Linked DNA regions of Homo sapiens: region 2 is linked to region 1. A link is a loop called in an ENCODE intact Hi-C map of the cell type or tissue named here. Cell type or tissue: CD14-positive monocyte. All regions are shown on one strand. Each heading gives the region's core, and the rest is flanking DNA. Links, peaks and the distances in the headings are about the cores only. Region 1 overlaps FCHSD2 (FCH and double SH3 domains 2). Region 2 overlaps FCHSD2 (FCH and double SH3 domains 2).

What was found. Hi-C counts contacts between places; a loop is a spot of excess contacts. Peaks named below come from ENCODE experiments on the same cell type or tissue, not always from the same donor. Only the 100,000 strongest peaks of a DNase experiment are listed, where the experiment ranks them.
Region 2: it touches region 1 in a loop (1.9-fold over the local background); 4 of 110 quality-filtered maps call a loop at or near these places.

What each region holds. Positions count from the first base shown.
Region 1 is chr11:72,969,678-72,981,713 of GRCh38, forward strand. The region is part of intron 8 of FCHSD2 (FCH and double SH3 domains 2); the gene reads right to left. Among named protein-coding and RNA genes, the nearest start is that of ATG16L2, 160 kb to the left of the region's middle. In CD14-positive monocyte, for the core only: no CTCF peak of the experiment used is centred there; DNase peaks (open chromatin) are centred at 6,314 and 6,674; H3K4me3 peaks cover 1,071 bases; H3K27ac peaks cover 7,280 bases.
Region 2 is chr11:73,022,429-73,034,464 of GRCh38, forward strand. All of the region lies in intron 3 of FCHSD2 (FCH and double SH3 domains 2), which reads right to left. Among named protein-coding and RNA genes, the nearest start is that of FCHSD2, 110 kb to the right of the region's middle. In CD14-positive monocyte, for the core only: no CTCF peak of the experiment used is centred there; DNase peaks (open chromatin) are centred at 4,363 and 6,383; H3K4me3 peaks cover 1,115 bases; H3K27ac peaks cover 4,014 bases.

The DNA.
Region 1 (12,036 bases), core at 2,660-10,659:
TAATTTAATAAGAAAACAAATAAAATGGCTTAACATGCAATTAAGTCAGAAATTATAAAGCCATGTCTGAAAATAGAGTTCAGCAAACTCCACACTATGTTATTTGTGATAAAGAAGCAAAATTCTTAGGCTTAAGTGATTTATTGGATGAAGTTTAAACACACACATTGGTTATGCTAGGTACAACACGACCAAATACACACAAGTGAGACCTGACCCTCATTATTACAGGAATAGGGGACTGGGCTCAGAAAAAGACTTGTCTGTGGCCAGGGACTATTTTAATCTGTGACTAAGCACCTCAGTGATGGAATATCATCTTTATTGTATTTTGTGACATGATTACATCAGCCTGAGAACCACAATCAACAGTCATCAGAATACCAGTAAAATGAACCCAACTTGCTGTTTCAAAGTGGTTTGAAAAAGAAAACTAGAGGGAGGTACTTGATAAATGACTGATAAAGCAAGAAAACTCACTAAAGCCACAAATGGCTAAGAATGTTGAACAGATAATACATATACCACTTCCTTTCTTAACCCCAAAATTAATGCTAACAGTGCTCACCACCTCAAGTTTTTAACCAACAATAAATATTACAGAATCTAAGAACACTACCAAAACCTAACAGTCTACAATCCAGTGAGTAAAAATACTTACAATTCTAATGTATGAAAATTGTCTTTTATCTAAAAGCCCTACAATAAAAGGTAATGGAAAAATATCATGTGTTATAGAAAACTGCATTTAAAACTAAGATAACAAATAATCATGTGTTCACATTTTAACCTGGTTGGTTTTAAAAAATCAAAGCTACTTTAGTGGCATTTTAGAATTCTTTCCTCAAGGTCAAATTTTTTTCAACCTCACTTAAAAACTATTGCTAGCACTCTCATGGCTCTCTCCAAGATTAATGGAGCCACTGGTTTCTTCTGTGCATTACTTTCACTCCCCTTTTCATAAAAGTCCATCCCTGTGAAATGCCACTGTCTGCTGCCACAGCCTGCCGACATCCCACTCACATACAAAGCCTGGTGAGATGCGAATTCTTCTATGAAGAAAAGACTTCCATGAAGAAAGGCCGCTGAACCTCTCCTTTCTCACTCATTTAACACCAATTTTGGGGTTAGGTATACAAAATGGGACAAAACATACCCCTAACCCCCACTGCCCTCATATTTGCCTTTGGAACCCAACCACAACATTGTGAGAAAGGCAATACCAAGAAGCCAAGTGCAGAAGCTCCAGCTGACAGCCTCGGGAAGGTCTGAGTCAATAGGCAGCATTAATGAGAAACGTGAGATAGCAAGCCCTCAGAATTCAACCTTCACATTTGAGTTTCTCTAGCTGATGTGAGTGGTACGGAGATAAGTTATCCCTACTGACCCCCCTGCCCAAAGTATAGACTTGAAGGCAAACTAAATGCTGTTGTTTTAAGCCACTGAGCCTTACAGTCATTTGTCATGCAGAGTAACACTATAAGTAACTGGAACAGGTCAAAATATAAAAATCAATCATATGTTTATATATTAATAAAAAGAACTGAAAGGAAAAATTAAAACCTAAATGTTACAGTAACATTGAGAAATATGAAATGCTTAGGAATAAATTTAACAAAATACGTGAAGACTGCTGAAGTAGACAGAACTATAAAATGATCCCAGTGACCCTTGCCCTTGTATAATCCCCTTTCCTTTGAGTGTCAGTAGAACATAATCACTCTTGTGATTATGCTACGTTAAATGGCAAAAGGGAGATTATCTGCGATTACCTAATCACATGAATCTTTAAAAGCAGAGTTTTCTCTAGCTAGTAGCAAAAAAGTCAGAAATTCAAAACATGAACAGGACTGGACACACTACTGCTGGCTTGGTAATGGAGAATTATGTACAAAGGACCTGAGAGCACCTCTAGGAGCTGAGAATGACCCCAGCCTACAGCCAGCAAGAAAACAGAGTTAAGTCCTACAACCAGAAGGAACTGGGTTTTGCCAACAACCTGAATGACCCTGGAAGGAGATTCTTCCCCAGAATCTCCAGATAAGAATGCAGCCAAGGTGACATTTGGATTTTGGCCTTGTGAAACCCTAAGCAGAGAACCTGGCTAAGCCTACTTGGACTTCTGACCTACAGAACTGTGAGATAATAAATGGAGGTAGTTTAAAACGTCTAAGTTTGTGGTGATTTGTTACATAGCAACGGAAATCAAATATAACTGCAAAGGAACGAGAGATAAAAGTTTGGGAGGATAGAAATATTCTAGATATTGATTGCAATTATGATAGTGACAATATGGTTATACATATTTGTCAAAACTCAACCAACCCTATTTTAAAATAGATGCATCTTATTGTATATTAATTGTACCTCAATAAAATTGATTTAAAAAGAGTTAATCTCTTTAAAATTTTCTTCTTATGCCTCTTGTCACCCTATACAATACTCTCGTTAATAGTTTTATGTATTCTCTGCTTCAGTACCCCTCATCTATTGTTGATTCTCCAGCCCAAGACATTAAATTAAACTCTGAAATGAGAATATTCAATTACCTGTTAGACCTGTCCACTGAAGGATGTGAACTGATTACCATGTTTTGATTTATATTTTTATGAGTTTACCTCAAAAAACTCTAAAATTAAGATCATCTAGGTAAAGCTTAGACCTCTATAAGAAATTTGGTAGTTGGAAAATCCTGTCTTAGAACATTTCTTTCCAAACTATATTTCAAGGTGCCCTAGTATTCAGCCTGATGCCTTAGGAACCATGGGAAAGTAGAGGATGTCACAGGCAGGTATAGGGAGTGGGGAAAACACACAAAGAGGAAACAGGCTCACAAACTTTAACCAAATAACTTCCCTTTTATCTGCTTTATATATAAAGATTCCATGTAGGAGTTTGTTTTAAAAAGTTGTTCAACTGCTAAAAATATTTCGAAATAATTACTTTAGAAGTTTGGTAAAGACTTACAAGAAGCATCCTAATTTTATCTTTCTGAGTCACAGGGAACCAATCATAAAATAACCAATGTAGCAGGGAAAGAATCTATTACCCCATATTCCATAAGCCCCTTGTGGGCGGCACCAGAGAATAACCTTGTTTCTGGCTCAATGACAGTATGGATCACATCCAATTCATCTCTGTATCACCAAGTGCCTATCACCTAGTACAAACTCAAATGCTTCCCGAGCTTCAAATGATATGCAAACAATGCTGAAAGGTACAATAAAAGGATTGTAAGCTGGCACTCTTTTGTACAGCTTCTAATGCATACCACTTCTAGGTATATTCCCTTAAGAATCTCTAGCACAAGTGAGCCAGGGAGAATGTACAAGACTGTTGATAACAGCACTGTTTGTAACAGTAAAACAATAAACAACTAAAATTTCCATTAAGAAAATGGGTAAGTTATGGCCGGGCGCGGTGGCTCATGCCTATAATCCCAGCACCTTGGAGGCCAAGGCAGGCGGATCACCTGAGGTCAGGAGTTCAAGACCAGCCTGACCAACATGGAGAAACCCCGTCTCTACTAAAAATACAAAATTAGCTGGGTGTGGTGGCATGTGCCTGTAATCCCAGCTACTCAGGAGGCTGAGGCAGGAGAATCACTTGAACCCAGGAGGCAGAGGTTGTGGTGAGACGAGATCGTGCCATTGCACTCCAGCCTGGGCAACAAGAGGAAAGCTCCATCTCAAAAAAAAAAGAAAGAAAAGAAAAGAAAAGAAAATGGGTAAGTTATTTATGATATATATATACAATGAAATACTATATAGCAAAGATAACAAAGAAAGTTAAAAATTCATACAAATGAATCTCAACAAATACAATGTTGAGTGAGAAAAATGCAAGTTGCATAATATCACAGGGCATGATACTATCTAAGACAACACTATCTATTGTCAGAGTGGTAGTTACAATCTGTTGAACATAAGGGAGATGTTTTGGGAGGGGTCACCTGGGAGATTTCCACTGTACTGAGAGTGTTTCATTTTTGAAGCTTGGTGGTTGGGTAAATGGGTACTCATTTTATTATTTTCAGCATATTTATATAGTTAGAACATTCATAACACAGTTTTTAAAGTTCTATACCAAGGGTGGGCAAACTAAGGCCTGTAGGCCAAATCCAGCCCATCATCCAGCTTTGTAAGTAAAGTTTTACTGGAACATAGCCACATTCATGGCTGCACTGCAACAGCTGAACTGAGTAACCACAACACAGAAGCCTATTTATTATCTGTCCCTTTACAAGAAATGTTTGCCAACCTCTGTTCTTTAACAAGATATAAGTAAAGACCTAGAGTGCAAATGAAGGAGCAATTAATTGTGAAATAATCAAATATAACCAAGTGGTTACTGGGAAAAATGACCAGCAGAGTTGATAACAGACAGGTAAGGGCGGGGGGCGGGATGGAAGAAAACAAAGTTTTGGTCCATTTTCTGTTGCTATAACAGAATACCACAAACTGGGTAATTATAAACAACAGACGTTTATTTGGTTCATGGTTCTCGGGACTGGGAAGTCCAGGTGTAGGGGCCTGTATCTGGCAAGGGCCTTCACGCTGTATCATCCCATGGTAGAAAGCAGAAGAGCAACAGAACACAAGAGGGAAAGTGGAAAGGGGCCAAACTTTTCCTTTTATCAGGAACCCACTCCTGTAATAAATAACTCACTCTCACAACAATGGCAATAATCCATTCATAAGGGCTCTGCCCTCATGACCTAATGACCTTTTAAAAGTCCCACTTCTCAGTATTGTTGCATTGGGAATTAGGTTTCCAACACATGAACTTTAGAGGACACATTCAAACCATAACAAGTAAAAACAAAATAAGCTTTAGAGCACTGCTGTTCAACAGAGTTTTCTAAGATGGCAAAAATGTTCTATATCTGCACTGTCCAACATGGTAGACACTAGTCACATGTGGCCTTTAAGCATTTGAAATATGGCTACTGGGACTGAGAAACAGAATTTTAAAATGCATTTATTTTTAGTTACTTTCAGTATTCACAAGTACCAGTGGTAAAGGCACAAATATGAATAATTAAAGGGCAGGCTGCAGACAGATTTGAGAATCATATGGTATTTATGGGAACTGAGTCAAATGATTACTCTCTCCAAGAAAGAGGGCATTAAAAAAAAAAGGATATAAAGCAAGAGAAGCAGAGATTTAACAGAATTAAAGCAGAATTAAGCAGAATTTAATAGAATTGAAGACTTCCATGCTAATTAATTAAGTAAACAGACATTAGGTGAATCAGAGGTACAAGAGCTAGAGACGACAGAGAAACCAGAAGAGCCACAACTCAAAATAAAAAAGATGAGTTATATACGCCTACATATGAATGAGGAAGATTTTTGGAATTAATGCTTAGCCAGAAAAACCGAAAAAGAACTTGGCTTTCTGTTCCTGGCTTATTTCACTTAACATAATGTCCTCTAGGGTCATCCATGTTATTGCAAATGACAGGATTTCAATCTTCTTTATGGCTGAATAATATTTCATTGTGTATATATACTACATTTTCTTTATCCATTTATCCACTGACGGACATTTAGGTTGATTCCACATCTTAGCTATTGTGAATAGTGCTATAAGACATCTCTTCAACATACTGATTTCCATTCATTTGGATATATATCCAGCAGTAGAGAGTAGATTGGTGGTTACCAGAGGTTGGGAAGGATAGGAAGGTGGGGCCAATGAGAGGTTGGTTAATGGGTATAAAATTACAGTCAGATAGAAGGAATACATTCTACTGTTTAATAGCACAGCAGGGTGACTATAGTTAACAATAATTTATGGTATATTCTAAAACAGGTAGGAGAGAAGATTTGGAAATGTTCTCAACACTCCATGATATATAATAAATATTTGAGATGATGGATATCTCAATTACCCCCATTTGATCCTTACACATTGTACGCATGCATCAAAATATCACACATACACTATAAATATATAGTTATTATGTATCAATTTTAGAAAGGATTTGTATATTAATGTTTTTCTCTTCATTTGATCAAAAAAAGTCTGCAAAAGATAAGTCAAATTATATTTTCTAGATTTCTGCCATACAGAAAGATGTTTATCTTTTATTACTTCACCAAATTATCAACTAGTCAATGTATGTTTGGCTTCCACTGAAGAAATATTTGTCTAGAAATAAATCCTATTAAGAATTACTAAGCTTTTAAAAAATCTTCCATTAAATTGACGTTTGTTCTCTTTTCTACTATGACACACTGTATCTCATTCTTCCTCATCCAAACCACAAAGAAAATATTTCACAAGCTTCTAAAAAATGTTAGTTCATATATTGCACAAGAACATGCTATGAAAAAGGAACATGTGAGGAACAAATTATCTCACCACAAACCAGCTGAGTTGATTTCTGTAGATTTGATGAAATCAGTTATCTGATTTCCAGGGTCTAGCAATAGTTTTTTGTTTGTTTGTTTTAGTTTAGAGTTTAAAGAAATCTGCCTAATAATATACAGACAGAGAAAGATATATTCAGTATCTGCTCTAGTAACTACTGGCATAAGAAATAAATAGTATTTCTTGGGGAATCTGTCCAAATACTTGTATTTAGATATCAACATGAACTTATTCTTTTTATTTCCTTTTTTTAAGAGATGAGGTCTCACTTTGTCACCCAGGCTGGAGTGCTGTGGCAGGATCATAGCTCACTGTAGCCTTCAATTCCTGGGCTCAAGTTATCTTCCCACTTCAGCCTCCTGAGTAGCTGGGACTACAAGCACGTGCTAATTTTTAAATTTTTTTGTAGAGACAAAGTCTCACTATGCTGCCCAGGCTGGTCTCAAACGCTTGGACTCAAGTGATCCTCCCACCCCCGCCTTCCAAAGTGCTGGGATGACAGGTGTAAGCCACTGTGCCAGGCCTGATCTTATTCTTCAGAATAATTAGGCTGGGGAAAAGAAAACTGGAGGAATCACATTACCTAACTTCAAATTATACTACAGAGCTATAGTAACCAAAACAGTATGGTACTGGCATAAAAATAGACTCACAGACCAATGGAACAGAAGACAGAACCCAGAATCAAATCCATACATCTACAGTGAACTCATTTTCAACAATGGTGCTAAGAACATACACTGGGGGAAAAGTGCTGGGAAAACTGGACATCCATATGCAGAAGAATGAAACTAGACCCCTATCTCTCACCATATACAAAAATCAAATCAGAATGAATTAAAGACTTAAATCTAAGACCTCAAACTATGAAACTTTTTTTTTTTTTTTGAGACAGAGTCTTGCTCTGTTGCCCAGGCTGGAGTGCAGTGGCATGATCTCGGCACACTGTGACCTCCACTTCCCGGTTCAAGCGATTCTCCTGCCTCAGCCTCCTGAGTAGCTGGGACTACAGGTGCCCACCACCACACCTGGCTAATTTTTGTATTTTTAGTAGAGACAGCATTTCACCATATTGGCCAGGTGGTCTTGAACTCCTGACCTTGTGATCCACCTGCCTTGGCCTCCCAAAGCGCTGGGATTACAGGTGTGAGCCACTACACCCAGCCCAAAACTATTAAAATAAAGCATTGGGGGAAATTCTCTAAGACACTGGACTGGGCAAAGATTTCTTGAGTAATACCCTGTAAGCACAGGCAATCAAAGCAAAAATGGACAAATGGGATCACATCAAGTTAAAAAACTTCTGCACAGCAAAGTAAACAATCAACAAAGTGCAGAGACAGCCCATGGAATGGTAAAAAATATTTGTAAATTATCCAGTTGACAAGGGATTAATAACCAGAATATATAAGGAGCTCAAACAACTCTATAGGAAAAAAAAATCTAATAATCTGATTTTTAAAATGAGCAAAAGCATCATCACTGGCCATCAGAGAAATGCAAATCAAAACTACAATGAGATACCATCTCACACCAGTTAGAATTTTAGTATATGTGCTGCCGAAGCGAGCACGCTCTCACACCAGTTAGAATGGCAATCACTAAAAAGTCAGGAAACAACAGGTGCTGGAGAGGATGTGAAGAAACAGGAACACTTTTACACTGTTGGTGGGACTGTAAACTAGTTCAACCATTGGGGCGATTCCTCAAGGATCTAGAACTAGAAATACCATTTGACCGAGCAATCCCATTACTGGGTATATACCCAAAGGATTATAAATCATGCTGCTCTGAAGACACATGCACATATATGTTTACTGCAGCACTATTCAAAATAGCAAAGACTTGGAACCAACCCAAATGCCCATCAATGATAGACTGGATTAAGAAAATGTGGCATATACACCATGGAATACTATGCAGTCATAAAAAAGGATGAGTTCATGTCCTTTGTAGGGACATGGATGAAGCTGGAAACCACCATTCTGAGCAAACTACAGCAAGGACAGAAAACCAAACACCACATGTTCTCACTCATAGGTGGGAATTGAACAATGAGAACACTTGGACACAGGGTGGGGAACATCACACACTGGGGCCTGTCATGGGGTGGGGGGAGCGGGGAGGGATAGCGTTAGGAGATATACCTAATGTAAATGACGAGTTAATGGGTACAGCACACCACATGGCACATGTATACATATGTAACAAACCTGCACATTGTGCACATGTACCCCAGAACTTAAAGTATAATAAAAAAAGAAAAATAAATAAATACATAAAAATAAAAAATAAAAATGAGCAAAAAATCTGAATAGACATTTCTCAAAAAAAGTCATATAAATGGCAAGCAGGCATATAAAAAGGTGCTCAATATCATTGACCATCAGAGAAACATAAATCAAAACTATAATTAGATAGCATGTCATCCCAGGTCAAATGACTTTTATCCAAAAGACAGGTGATATGTTTGGCTCTGTGTCCCCACTCAAATCTCATCATCTCAAATTGTAATCCCCATATATCGGGGGAGGGTCCCTGTGGGAGGTGACTGGATTATAGGAGCGATTTCCCTGATGCTGTTCTCATGATTGTGACTGAGTTCTCACGATATCTGATGGTTTAAAAGTGGCACTTCCCCCTTCGCTTCCTCTCTCCTACCCCCATGTCAAGAAGGTACTTGATTCTCCTTTGCCTTCTACCATGATTGTAAGTTTCCTGAGGCCTCCCCAGCCATGCGGAACTGAGTCAATTAACCCTTTCTTCTTCATAAATTACCCAGTCTCAGGTAGCTCTTTCTTTTTTTTTTTTTTTTTTTTGAGATGAAGTCTCACTCTGTCACCCAGGCTGGAGTGCAGTGGTGCGATCTCAGCTCACTGCAACCTCCACCTCTCAGGTTCAAGCGATTCTCGTGCCTCAGCCTCCCTGAGTAGCTGGGACTACAAGTGCATGCCTCCACACACAGCTAATTTTTTGTATTTTTAGTAGAGATGGATTTTCACCATGTTGGCAGGCTGGTCTCAAACTCCTGACCTCAGGTGATCTGCCCACCTCGGCCTCCCAAGGTGCTGGGATTATGGGTGTAAGTCACCATGCCCGGCCACAGGTAGTTCTTTAAAGCAGTGTGAAAACGAACTAATACAACAGGCAATAAAAAATGCTGGTAAGGATGTGGAGAAAACAGAACTCTCATACATTAAAACTACTATGAAAAAATTAAAAGTCCAATAAAAGAAACTGTAAAGTTGAAGAAGTCTCCCAAAAAGTACAACATAATGACAAAGATGGAAAATAAGAAAGAAATGAAATTTAAAGAAGCAAGCTAGGAGATATCATATCTTAATAATGGGAAGTTCCAGAAAGAGAAAACAAAAGGGAAGAATTAATCCAAGAAATCAAAGGGTACACTGAGAATATTCCATAAACTTCTAAAAAAAGAAAAAACAAACAATTAGATCAGATACAAATAATCAAGAACTAGGATGGCTTTGGATTCTCAATACTTACACAGTAAAGAAGAAAACAATGAGGTATGGACTCCAATGTTTCAATGAAAGAGTTTTCAACCTTTAATTCTATATCCAAGTACAAGCAAATAATATGCCATTTTCATAAACATAGTATCTCAAAAAACTTACTTCCCATGCCCACTTTCGCAAGAAGGTACTGGAGGATGTGCTCTACCAAAGGACAGTATAAATCAAGAAAAAAATAAGACATATCATAAAGAAAACTGGAGATCTAACACAACAAAGACATATAGGAAGATCTCAGGATAAATACTTGCATCTGACACAGAGGGCAACTAGTCCAGATTAGAAGAATGTAACTCAAAAGACAGTCATAATGAGGGTTGTTATCACCAAGATAACTGCTAATGTAAGAACAGAATGTCCAGGAAATACGAAAAGAACATAAAATAATTGTTTTGTTCCCTAAGAAGGCAGGAGGGGATGAGATATAATCCAAAGCTGAGGTGAAAAGATCACCTTTAGACAGGAACAACTGCTACTGAGACTCTGGAAGAGTCTTCAACACAGATGAAGTGGACAATATTGAAGCTGTCTTCCAACGGTTTCTATCGTCTCTGTAAATTAGGAAGAAAACCCACTTGCTAAGCATAAAAGAGAAGGGGTAAGTTTGAGGTTTGAAGAGGGGGGAAAAGTTGAAATAACTGTTAAAAATAGTAGGAAAAGTTAACTAGGGAAAAGACAGTAGGCCATCTAAGCAGTGTTGAAACTGCTGCACTGGTTTCTCTATTAATTTATGATCATGAATCTGCTCCGTCGAAACTTTTCTTCAGCAGTACTTGGCTGCTTAGATACAGATTATCCAGTTATGGGGGCTCATCAGAGTTACAATTTCATTTCATTTGAAGAAGGGCAAAGATAAGAATATAAGTTAGAGTATTATTTAAATAATGAGCTATGAACTTTAACGAGGATAACAAAGAAAATGAGAAAGGATAACATGTATTAAATGGTTAGGATAATGCCAAGGCAATATTAAGCAATAAAAAAGATAGCTATTATTATTACTAACCACAGTCCTCCAGCAGTAAGTGATTTCCATCACTCTAATTTGCAATCATGTATATATGTATGTGTATGTGTGTGTGTGTATATATATATATATATATATAATGTATGTATGTATATATATGTATGTGTATATATATGTATATATGTGTGTGTATATATATGTGTATGTATATATATACATCTCACTCTCTTCTACCATATTGAGCTCTTTGAGGATAAGTAGTATGTCTTACTCATCTGTCTCTTCCCAAAGCCTAACTCAGTAGTTAGCATGCTGTAAGAGGCTCTTAAATGTGTATGATTAAACCAACAAATCAAATACCCTGCTTTTAAGCTACCCATATAGGGCATTATCACCTTAACATTAATTCAGAAAAATAGATATTTCCTTAACATTAATTCAGAAAAACAGATATTTTCAAGAAAGGCATCTAAGGGCCACTGACAATTCAATGGTGGAAATTTACTAAGTAGCTAACAGCATGATTGATAGGAGTTTTCCTGTACTGCAGACTATAGAATTAGCATGAGGAAGAAAATGAGTTAATGTACAGTACATGAAAACTGAAAGTATGTTTTCTCATTTTTAAGGGGCAGGAGGGACCAACCCCTGCCTCTATTTTTAATCAGTTTAGTACCCCACAATGTTTCATTAAATGAATACTCCAAAGCATGACCTACCCAATGCTGATCAAATATATGCATAAAGACTTCAAAGTAAGTTCGAGAACATATATTAATCTGTGAGCTGGCCAGGCCCTTTAACTTCCTCTTTGCTTTAGGCAGAGAGCAGATCCCCCAAATAAGAATGTACTTTCTCTGGTTTATTGAAGGCCATCTTTTTTAGCTGTAGATCCAATAGAAAAAAAATAGGATTTTATTTTTGCTGTTGCTTAAGTTAATATAATGTTCATTTAAAAATATTCATAGGGAAAAATATACAGCTTTGATATAATAGTAGACATATATAGAATATAGTGAATTACAACCTTAAGTGCGAGCTGTGCTAAAAATCATCTTTAGTAAATGTGTTCTTTGAAACTGTTGGTCCTTGTAAGTCTGAAGCACTATGTAATACCTAATACGATACTAAAACCAGCCAGGCCCAGTAGCTCAC
Region 2 (12,036 bases), core at 2,278-10,277, 52 kb after region 1:
ACGTCAATATTCCAAAGTTAATTGCTCTCCTACATACATGCAATGAACAACTGGAATTTGAAATTTTATTAAATGAAGTACTTAGGTATAAATCCCACAAAATGTTTGCAGGATCTGTATGTGGAAAAGTCCATAATACTAATGAAAGAAAGAAAAGAATAAAAGAATCTAAATGGATGGAGAGACATTCCATGTTAATGACTTGGGACTTCATATTGTTAAGGTCTTATTTGTTCCCAATATGATCTATACATTCAAGGCAATCTCAATCAATAGTCCAGAAAGATAAAGGTATTAGAATAGCCAAAATTCAGAAAAATAAGAACAAAATCAGAGCACTCTCATTACCTGACTTCAAGGTATACCTTGAAGGCTGCAGGAATCAAGATAGCATGATGTTGGCAAAAGAATGGACAGATAGATCAGTGGAACAAAAGAGAGATCCCAGAAATAGACCCATACAAATATAGTAAACTGATTTTTCACAAAGGGGCAATGACAATTCAATGGAGACAGGATAGTCTCAATCAACAAGTGATGCTAGAACAATTGAATGACCATAAACAACAACAAAACAACAAAAACCCTTGACACATACCTCACGAGTTACACAAAAATTGGCTCAAAATGATTCATACACCTCAATATAAAGCATAAAACTATGAAACATTTAGAAGAACAGAGAAGAAAATCTCCTTGACCTTTGGTGAAAAGTTTTAACATATAACACCAGAACCAAGACACATGAAAGAAAAATGATAAATTGGACCTTATCAGAATTAAACTCTTTCTTCTGGAAAAGACACTACAAAGAGAATAAAAAGACAAGCTGCAGATTAGGAAAAAATACTTGCAAATCATGTATCTGATAAAGGAAGTCCAAATATATAAAGAATTCCTAAAATTCAACAGTAAGAAAAAAATCAACACATTTTTAAAATGGGCAAAGGATCTGAAAAGATACTTCATCAAAGAAGATATAAGAATGGCAAACAAGCATATGAAAAGAAGTTCAGCATCACTTGTCATTACGGAAATGCAAACTAAAATAATGTGGTACCACTACACATGTATTAGAATGCTAAATCCAAAAAATTAACAGCAAGAAATGCTAGTGAGGACGCAGAGTTACAGAGTACTCCTTCAACGGTGGTGGGAATGCAAAATAGTATGGCCACTTTGAAAGACAGTTTTGAAATTTCTTATGAACAGAGACTTCCACAATCATGTTCTAGGTATTTGGCCAACTGATTTGAAAACTTAGGTTCACAAAAAAACCTGAGCACAAATGCTTCTGGCAGCTTTATTGATAAACTTGGCAACAAAGATGTCCTTCAGTAGGTGAATGGATAAACAAACTGTGGTACATAATTATAATGGAATAGTACTTAGCAATTAAAAGAAACAAACTATTAATTCACATAACTTGGATGAATCTTAAAATGCATTTTGTTAAGTCAAAGAAGCCAAATTAAAAAGGTTACACACTGTATTATTCCATTCATATGACATTCTGGGAAAGACCAATTGATAGAGAAAACAGATCAGTGATTTTGAGGGGTTTGGGGAGAAGGAAGTGTTTGCTAGGGGAAGAATTTTAAGGGTGGTGAACTAATATACATAGTATTGTAGTAGTGGATCTGCAACACTATACATTTGTCAAAACCCAAAGAACTTTGACAATACCCACAGAACTTTGACAAGAGACAAAGAATGACTCTTAATATACGTAAATTAAAAAAAATCTACCAGTGGTTGGGGGAACCGAAGATAGAATGCAGACTGTGACAAATCCAATTGTATTACAAAATGTGAGACATAACCTCATAAATGGGTATGGGGAATGAAGGGGCAAATTTTATAATTCTGTAAAATAATGTGTTTATAAATGGATTCAAGAAACTCTGGAAAAAAGTATTTTAGCTAGAAACTGTACGACTAAAGACAAAAAACTGTATATAAACATTGTACACTAGTTGATAAAGTTGTTTCTCACTAGGCACAGGTAAAAAATTCTGAAAAGTGGTACACATATACTGGGATTAAACAAACATGTAAACAGATGGCAGAGGGTAAAAGCTCAGTGTTGGAGTGGGACTTAGAAATAAGAAGGGGAAATGAGAATGAATTACATGGGGGTAAATTAGAGTCACAGACATCAAGTTCAATATATATTTTGTTGCAATTGCAACAAAATCAAGCATTGACAAATGGGATCTAATTAAACTGAAGAGCTTCTGCACATCAAAAGAAACTATCAACAGAGTAAACAGACACCCTACCGAATGGGAGAAAATACTGCAAACTACGCATCCCACAAAGGTCTAATATCCAGCATCTATAAGGAAATTAAACAAGTTTACAGGGAAAAAAACAACAATCCCATTAAGAAATGGGCAAAGGACATGAACAGACGCTTTTCAAAAACAGACATACATGCAGCCAACAATCAAATGAAAAAAAGCTCAATATCACTGATCATTAGAAAAATGCAAATCAAAATCACAATGAGATACTATCTAACACCAGTCCAAATGGCTATTATTAAAAAGTCAAAAAATAACAGAAGTTGGCAAGGTCGTGGAGAAAAAGAACGCTTATACACTGTTTATGGAAGTGTAAATTAGCTCAGGCATTGTGGAAGACTGTCATGATTCCTCAAAGAACTAAAGACAGAAATACCATTCAAGCCATCAATCCCATTACTGGGTACATACCCAAAGGAATATAAATCATTCTATTATAAAGATACATGCACACATATGTTCACTGCAACACTATTCACAGTAGAAAAGACATGGAATCAACCTAAACGCCCATCAGTGATAGACTGGATAAAGAAAATGTGGTATATATATACCATGGAGTACTATGCAGCCACAAAGAAAGAATGAGATAATGTCTTCTGCAGGAACATGGATGGAGCTGGAGGCCATTATCCTTTGCAAACGAATGCAGGAAAAGAAAACCAAATACCACATATTCTCACTTATAAGTGGAAGCTAAATGATGAGAACACATGCACACATAGAGGGGAACAACAGGCACTGAGGCCTTTTGGAGGGTGGAGGGTGGGAGGAGGGAGATAATGAGAAAAAAATAACTAATGGGTACTAGGCTTAATACCTGGGTGATGCAATAATCTGTACCACAACCCCCGATGACACAAGTTTAACTATGTAACAAACCTGCACTTGTACCCCTGAACTTAAAATAAAAGTTTAAAAATTAAATAAATAGAATTTTAAAAATTTTTTAAATCTCCTTGGAATTAGTTTGTAGAATTATAATCTGTATACTTGTGACTAAACTATATCTCTAAATTGGTATATCCTTATGACTAAGAATTTTTTTAAAGCTATATAGTATTTCAGTCAAAAACCAAATCTTAATGTGTTATGCTGTATGATGTACCAACTCAGTAACATCCTTCTGGTCTCCCGTAACCATCCACATATACCAGTAGGTATGTGTGGTATATATACCTACTGATATGCTCCACGTTTTGACTAAAAAACACAGATATGCTCCATGTTTTGACTAAAGAATTATAGAGATTCATTTTATGTATGTATGTATGTATGTATGTATGTATGTATGTATGTATGTATTTTGACATAGAGTCTCACTCTGTTCCCAGGCTCAATTGATCCTCCCATCTCAGACTCTAGAGTAGTTGGGACTACAGGTGTGTGCCACTGCACCCAGCTCATTTTTTTATTTTGTTTTTGATACAGATGAGGTTTCACCATGTTGACCAGGATGGTCTCAAATTCCTGGGCTCAAGCAGTCCACCTACCTTGGGCTCCCAAGTGCTAGGGTTACAGGCATAAGCCACCGTACCCAGCCTATACAGATAAATGAAATATTCTGTATGAGGACTATAGTTCATAGTATACTGGATTCAGGATTTTGCTAAATGAATAATTACAGTTGCTCTTGCCACTGGGAGCAAAATGACTGACTGAGACAATGGATGCTAATTTGTTCCACTATAGTGACCATTTTACATCATATCTTATAACATCATATCATATACCTTAAATATATGCAATAAAATTTATTTTAAAATAAAAGAAACCGAGTATAAAAATAATGTAGAATATATAAAACAGATATACAGTGCTCTAAAAAACTTTAAAGATAGGGGGAGGTGGTTTGTATATTCAAATAGACTTAATTGAGAACTACATATGATTAAAGATCAGAAGGACAAATGAGAGTTAACTGTCTAAGGGAAGTGATATGGTTTGGCTCTGTATCCCCACCCAAATCTCATCTTGAATTGTAATCCCCATGTGTCAGAGGAGGGACCTGCTAGGAGGTGATTGGATCACAGGGGCAGATTTCCCCATGCTGTTCTCATGACAGCAAGTGAGTTCTCATGAGATCTAATGGTTTAAAAGTTTGGCACTTCCCCCTTTGCTCGCTCTCTCTCCTGCGACCATGTAAGACATGCCTTGCTTTCCCTTTGCCTTCTACCATGATTTTAAGTTTCCTGAAGGCTCCCCAACCATGCAGACCTGTGAGTCAATTAAACCTCTTCCTTGATAAATTACCCAGTCTCAGCTAGTTCTTTATAGCAGTGTGGAAATGGAGTAATACAGAAAATTGGTACCGAGAGACATGGCGTATTTCTATAAAAATACCTGAAAATGTGGAAGTGACCTTGGAACTGGGTAGCAGGCAGAGGTTGGAACAGTTTGGAGGGCTCAGAAGAAGAGAGGAGGATGTCGGAAAGTTTGGAACTTCCTAGAGACCTGTTGAATGGTTTTGACCAAAACCATTGATCACTGATAGTGATATGGGCAATGAAATCCAGGCTGAGTAGGTCTCAGAGGGAGAAGAGGAACTTATTGAGAACTAGAGCAAAGGTCACTCTTGCTATGCTTTAACAGAGAGACTGGCAGCATTTTGCCCCTGCCCTAGAGATCTCTGGAACTTTGAACTTGAGAGAGATGATTTAGGGTATCTGGCAGAAGAAATTTCTAAGCAGCAAAGCATTCAAAATGTAACCTGGCTTTTTCTGAAAGCATACAGTCATATCCAGTCATAAAGAGATGGTCTAAAATTGGAACTTATGTTTAAAAGGGAAGTAGAGTGTAAAAGTTTGAAAAATTTGCAGCCTGACCATGAGGTAGAAAAGAAAAACCAATTTTCTGAAGAGAAATTCAAGCTGGCTGCAGAAATTTGCATGAGTAAAAAGAAGCCAAATGTTAATAGCCAAAACAATGAAGAAAATGTCTCCAGGGCATTTCAGAGATGTTCGCTGCACTCCCCGCCATCACAGGCCCAGGAGGCCTAGGAAGGAAAAATGGTTTTGTAGCCCAGGACCAGGGCTGTGCTGCTCTGTGCAGCCTTGGGACACGGTGCCCTGCACCCCAGCTGCTCCAGCTCCAGCCGTGGCTAAAAGGGGCCAAGGTACAGCTCGAGCTGTTGCTTCAGAGGGTGCAAGCCCCAAACCTTGGTGGCTTCCACATGGTATTGGGCCTGTAGTTGTGCAGAAGATAAGAACTGATGTTTGGAAACCTCTGCCTAGATTTCAGAGAATGTATGGAAACACCTGGATGTCCAGGCAGAAGTCTGCTGCAGGGGCAGAGCCCTCATGGAGAACCTCTTCTAGGGCACTACAGAGGGGAAATGTGGGGTTGGAGCCCCCACACAGAATGCTCACAGGGGCACTGCCTACTGGAGGGGTGAGAAGAGAGCCACCATCCTCCAGATCCCAGAAAACCTCACACCATGTACCTGGAAAAGCCGCAGGCACTCAATGGCAGCCTGTGAAAGTAGCTGCAGGTGCTGTACCCTGCAGAGCCACAAGGACAGAGATGCTTAAGGCCTTGGGAGCCCACATCTTGCAACAGCGTGCCCTGGATGTGAGACATGGAGTCAAAGGAGATTATTTTGGAGCTTTTACTATTTAATAACTGCCCTGTTACGTTTCAGACTTGCATGGGGCCTGTAGCCCCATTGTTTTGGCCAATTTCCCCCATTTTGAATGGCAGCATTTATCAAATGCCTGTACCCCCATTGTATCTTGGAAGTAACTAACTTGCTTTTGATTTTACAGGCTCACAGGCAGAAGGGACTTCCTTGTCTCAGATGAGACTTTGGCCTTGGACTTTTGGGATAATGTTGGCATGAGTTAAGACTTTGGTGGACTGTTGAGACGGCATGATTGTGTTTTGAAATGTGAGAAGGACATGAGATTTGGGTGGGCCAGGGGTGGAATGATATGGTTTGGCTCTGTGTCCCCACCCAATTCTCAACTGGAATTGTAATCCCCATGTGTCAGGGGAAAAACCTGGTGGGAGGAGATTGGATCATGAGGGCAGATTTTCCTCATGCTGGTCTCATGATAGTGAGTTCTCATGAGAGCTGATGGTTTAAAAGTTTAGCACTTCCCCTTTCGTTCTCTCCGTCTCTCCTGCCACCATGTAAGAGATGCCTTGCTTCCCCTTTGCCTTCTGCCATAAGTTTCCTGAAGGCTCCCAAGCCACGTGAAACTGTGAGTCCATGAAACCTCTTTTCTTTATAAATTACCCAGTCTCAGGTAGTTCTTCATAGCAGTGTGAAAACGGACTAACACAGGAAGCATGACATACAGCAATGAAAGTAGAAAGTTAGTCAAGAGACAAACTATGAAGACCAGAAAGGGCACCATAAATATAATGGTGTAGTACACTAAAAACGATAAAATGCCATTGAAAACCTTTTAAATAAGGAGATAAAAATCAATTTGCATTTTTAAAAGGTCATTTTCACAGCTATGTAGGAAACAACTTTGGGGGAAAACAAAAGATACGGAAACCACTTACAAGACTATTGTAGGAGCAAATTCTGAGAATAAGGCAGAGCAGAAAGGACCAGGAATCTTGTCTCCCAACCTAGACAACAATCACACTGCGGCAAGATCGGTTTGATGCAATTATTTTAGAATTCTAGAAGCCACTGTGGACTTGCAACTCCCAGAGAAAGATTTGGAGAGTAAATTACAGTTAATTTAGGTCAATTTCAGCTCTTAGCTCAGCTGTGGCTACCCATCTTTATCCCTGGCCCATTGGCAGGCAGCCATGCATATGTTCCTGGAACAACTCCTATGCTCCTTATGGGAGCCAGGATGGGCAAATGGGACCCTATCTTGTGCTATGATCACTGACTGCTGCTTATGATTGTGGAGGTGCAGACACAGAGGTAGGAAGTCATTGCAGCACCCTTTCCCTATTGCTACAAGCCCTTCCCCCTTAGGCTGAAGTGACTTCCGGGGAACTTAAAGGGACAGCGTCCTTTTTCCCTGTCTTCATTTTCCCACCTTTTGAGAACCACACATTGAAAATTAGGACATTGAAGGGCAATTGCATATTTGAGAGAAATTAGTAAGTCACCACAATATACAGAGAAAGGCACAGGCTCAGAAAATTCCTGAGAAGACCTTAAGTTTACATCTCAGGCTGATCCTCAGCATGGAGACTACTTATGTTAATCAAAAACAAAAGAAAAACAAAAACAAAAACAAACTAGCAAAACCTCAGAAAGAGGGAGAATCTGATGTCCAGAGTCACCACCTTATTAGATTCAAATGGCCAGTTTTTAACAACAACAACAACAACAACAAAAATCACAAAGCATACAAAGAAATAGGTAAGAAATACCCAAGGGAATGCCATTAGTTTGAAAATATTTTTGCCTACAGTTATAAAACTGCTACATGATAGCAGTACCCCCACAACCCCACATAACCCACAACTGATTGCTTAGTTCCTATGTATATGTATGCGTGTGTGGGTAATCACAGTATCTTGTCCAAAAGTCAAGACACTTATCGGAAGATGTGCACTTCTGCTAGGTACTAGCATAGATTCTAGAAGTATGTATAAGAGAAAGTTCCTGTCTTGTTCTTCAAGAGATGATGCAATAGAGAGATTATACTAAATAAAAAAAACAAAAGGAGATATTTTCACAACTGAATATACAAAACTCAATTTACCATACATAAATGTATCCAAGTGAGTATATAGTTTTTACGCCAACCAGGAAAGGCAATAGGGATGGATTGTATATGTCTCCAGAGCCCTAAACACAGAGTAACATTCAAGAATACTGTTACGGCTTCCTGGGCATTGTATAAGGTCTCTTACCTGATGACCTTAACTTTGTAAAGATGGTGGTGGTCAATACTTTAATCTATTTAAAAACCTCATTGGAGCTACAAATCAATCCACAAAACCAACAAAGAAAAATATATTAATAGTACTGACATTTAAAAAATACTGTATATATTTAAGACGTACAACATGAAATTTTGCTATACATATTGATAGTGAAATGGTTACCACAGTCAAGCAAATTTAATATATCCATCATTTCACATTGTTATCCCTTTTTGTGTATGTGTGCCTAGAGCACCTAAAGCCTACTCTTTCAGCAAAAAATCCTGAATACAATATTATTAACTATAGTCCTCATGATACACATTATATCTCTATACTTGCGCGTCCTGAATTTCTGCTATTTTTTATCCTTTGACCTAAGAAACTGTAGTATACACATACACATACACACACACATTGACGCACACCTCCAGAAATACTATTCAGCCTTAAAAAAAAGGGAGATCCTGCTATTTGTCACAACATGTATGAATCTGGATGGGTTCATCCAGAATATGTTAAGTGAAATAAGCCAGATAGAAAGAAGACGACTACTATTTGATCTGTTATATATGGAATCTAAAAAAATAAAAAAACTTGAATAAATAGAGAATAAAGGCCGGGCACGGTGGCTCACATCTGTAATTCTAGCACTTTAGGAGGCTGAGGCAGGTGGATTGCTAGAGCCAAGTTTGAGACCAGCCTGGGCAACATAACGAAACCCTGTCTCTATCAAAAATTATAAAAATTAGCCTGGTGTGGTGGTGTGTGCCTGTAGTCCCAGCTACTCGGGAGGCTGAGGTGGGAGGATCACTTGAGGGCGGGAGGTGGAGGCTGCATTGAGTTGTGACTACTGCACTCCAGCCTGGGTGACAGAACAAGACCCTGTCTCCGAAAAAAAAAGAGAGACAGAGAGAGAATAAAGCAGTGGTTACCAGGAACGGGGAGGGAGACAGTAATGCCAACATTTGTACTGGGTGTTACACTTACAAAGTATTTGTATATGCATTATGTTGTTCGATCTTCACTTAAACTGAATGTAGTAAGTATCCTATTAGAATCTGACCAACAAAGGACCATATTAACCAACACTGCTTATACCCAGGAATCCAACCCAAGCCTTCTGACTCCAAGGCCAGTCCACACTCCCGTTATTCTATTTCTCACCATTGATATGAACTGATACATTACAGGTAACCAACACAAATCAGGTAAGAGCTGGCACAGCAGCCTTTTCGCCTGGAAAAGGCATATGCATTGCTTAACAAGTTTTATTAAGTGCTTTCTATAGGGAAGGCACTGTATTAGATGCTGGGGGAATAGCAATAAACATTATGGGTATTATCAATGTTCTTCTGGTATGTATATTCTGCCAGGGATTAATTTAAAAAATTAATATCCACCAAGAGGAACTATTAACTAAATTATGGTCATCAGTATGCTGCAATGTTACACAATTATTAAAGAGAATGTGCTATATAGTCTCAAATATTTAATAAAAATATATAAGCTGCAGAAAAATGAATAGCACGGTCCTATTTTAATTTAAAAAACATGTAAGCATATATACTCTAGAATACATATGAACTTGGAAATGAGGTTCAAAAGTAAGAGCTTTTAGTTTTTATTCTTTATACCACTGGATTGTTCAATGTTTTTTTATTTTAAGAGATGGGGTCTCACTCTGTTGCCCGGGCTGGAGTACAACAGCACAATCATTGTTCACTGCAGCCTCAAATACCTGGGCTTAAGCGATCTTCCCACCTCGGCTTCCCAAGAAACTAATATTACAGGTGTGCATTGCCTGGTTAATTTTTTTAATTTTTTTATAGAGACAGGGTCTCACTTTATTGCCAAGGTTGGTCTCAAACTCCTGGCCTTAAGTGATTCTCCCGACTTGGCATCCCAAGGTGCTAGGATTACAGGTGTGAGCCACCATGCTTGGCCTATTTCTATCACTTAATTGCTCAGTATTTTTAAAGCAAATGTTTATTACCTTCCTAACTGAAAAAAAAAAAGCACAACAAAGAGGAAAAACTCAAGAAGTCACCATTTGGTGTAGGTATTACAACAGGAAAGTATATGGGAACATAAAGCAGAGAGATCGAGTCAGGGAAGGCTTCCCCAAAGGAAATGAAAATTGACATCTAAAAAAAAAGAGCCTGTAACGAGAGGTGGGGTGCAAGTGGGAACATAGCCCCTTCAAGAAACTTCATACAAGCTGGCATGGAGCTTGTAAAAGGGAGAATGGCTTAAAGGTGAGACTGAATAAGTAAGGGCTATATCACACAAGGATTTATGTTTGGACTACCTTAAGACAACAGGAAATCAAGCTTGCGAGCAGTGCAGTGCCATTATCAGACTAAAATGTGATTTAAAAATCATTCTAGCTGCAGTGTGGGAAACATGGATTAAGAGTACTTAGATTGGCCGGGTGCGGTGGCTCACACCTGTAATCCCAGCACTTTGGGGGGCTGAGGCATGCGGATCATGAGGTCAGGAGATCGAGACCATCCTGGCTAACATGGTGAAACCCCGTCTCTACTAAAAATATAAAAAATTAGCTGGGCATGGTGGCGGGCACCTGTAGTTCCAGCTACTCGGGAGGCTGAGGCAGGAGAATGGCATAAACCCGGGAGGCGGAGGTTGCAGTGAGCTGAGATCGCGCCACTGCACTCCAGCCTGGGCAACAGAGCGAGATTCCGACTCAAAAAAAAAAAAAAAGTAGTTAGACTACAGTCAGGGAGACCCATAGGAGGCTACCACTCTAGTCCTGTCCAAAGATGATATGCACAGTATGGAGGCAAAGAGATGTAAATGGGACAAGTTTTAGTGCAAAGAATTTTAGAATTATGAACAGAAGAGACAGAAACAGGTAATCTCTAAGGTCTCCGCTTATAAACATACTCTGACCCCTCACATTTTAGATCTACTAGATGTAGCACAGAAATGGAGGAATTATAGGGCGCTACACAAGACATCTTCCACAAGAATATTCCTCTAACATTAAAAGATATGAAGCAACTACAAGCATATCCACACTCCCAAACCAGGATAAAACTATGTTAATTAAATACTCAAACTATGGAATTCTATACAAATTTATATAATTTATGGTTATTGGCAATAGTAAAAAGACCAGGACTTTGAAGTCAACACTTGAGTTTGAGTACTGTACTGCCTTTGCTGTGAATTAGTTATGAGTATTCTTGGATAAGACACCAAGCTAACTAGGTTAAGTAGGTTTTTTCCCACATCCCAGTTAACAACTAGTATACTGTATTTACCTATTTGATGACGTGACTTGAAGTTGAAACATGATGGTAAACAACGCTTATGACACAGAAACATTCAATAATGTTGTTTTAAAGAAATTTTATTTATCATGTTATTACGAATAGAAATCATGAAAATATAATAGACAATTTTAATACCGATAGCAAATATATCATCTTTTTTTAAGAGTTGCTTTTTTCTTTCTAAAGTTTTTCTTTTTTAAAAAATTATTTTTATTATACTTTAAGTTCTGGGATACATGTGCAGAATGTGGAGGTTTGTTACATATGTATACATGTGCCGTGGTGGTTTGCTGCACCCATCCACCCATCATCTAGGTTTTAAGCCCTACATGCATTAGGTATTTGTCCTAATGCTCTCCCTCCCCTTTAAGGTTTTTCTTTAAATATATTTACAGATACGTTAAAGTGGAATTTTTTAAAAGCCTTTTAAGACCAAGTGCTCACACCTACTTCAAAACATGAAGCTAGAAATTCTCATGTAGCCTGTCTGATTTGACTTTGGTAGCACACAAACATGCAAAAACGTTCCTCTTCCTGAAAGAAGCAATTTCCAGCTGTCTAACCTAAAACACAAATGATTACACACC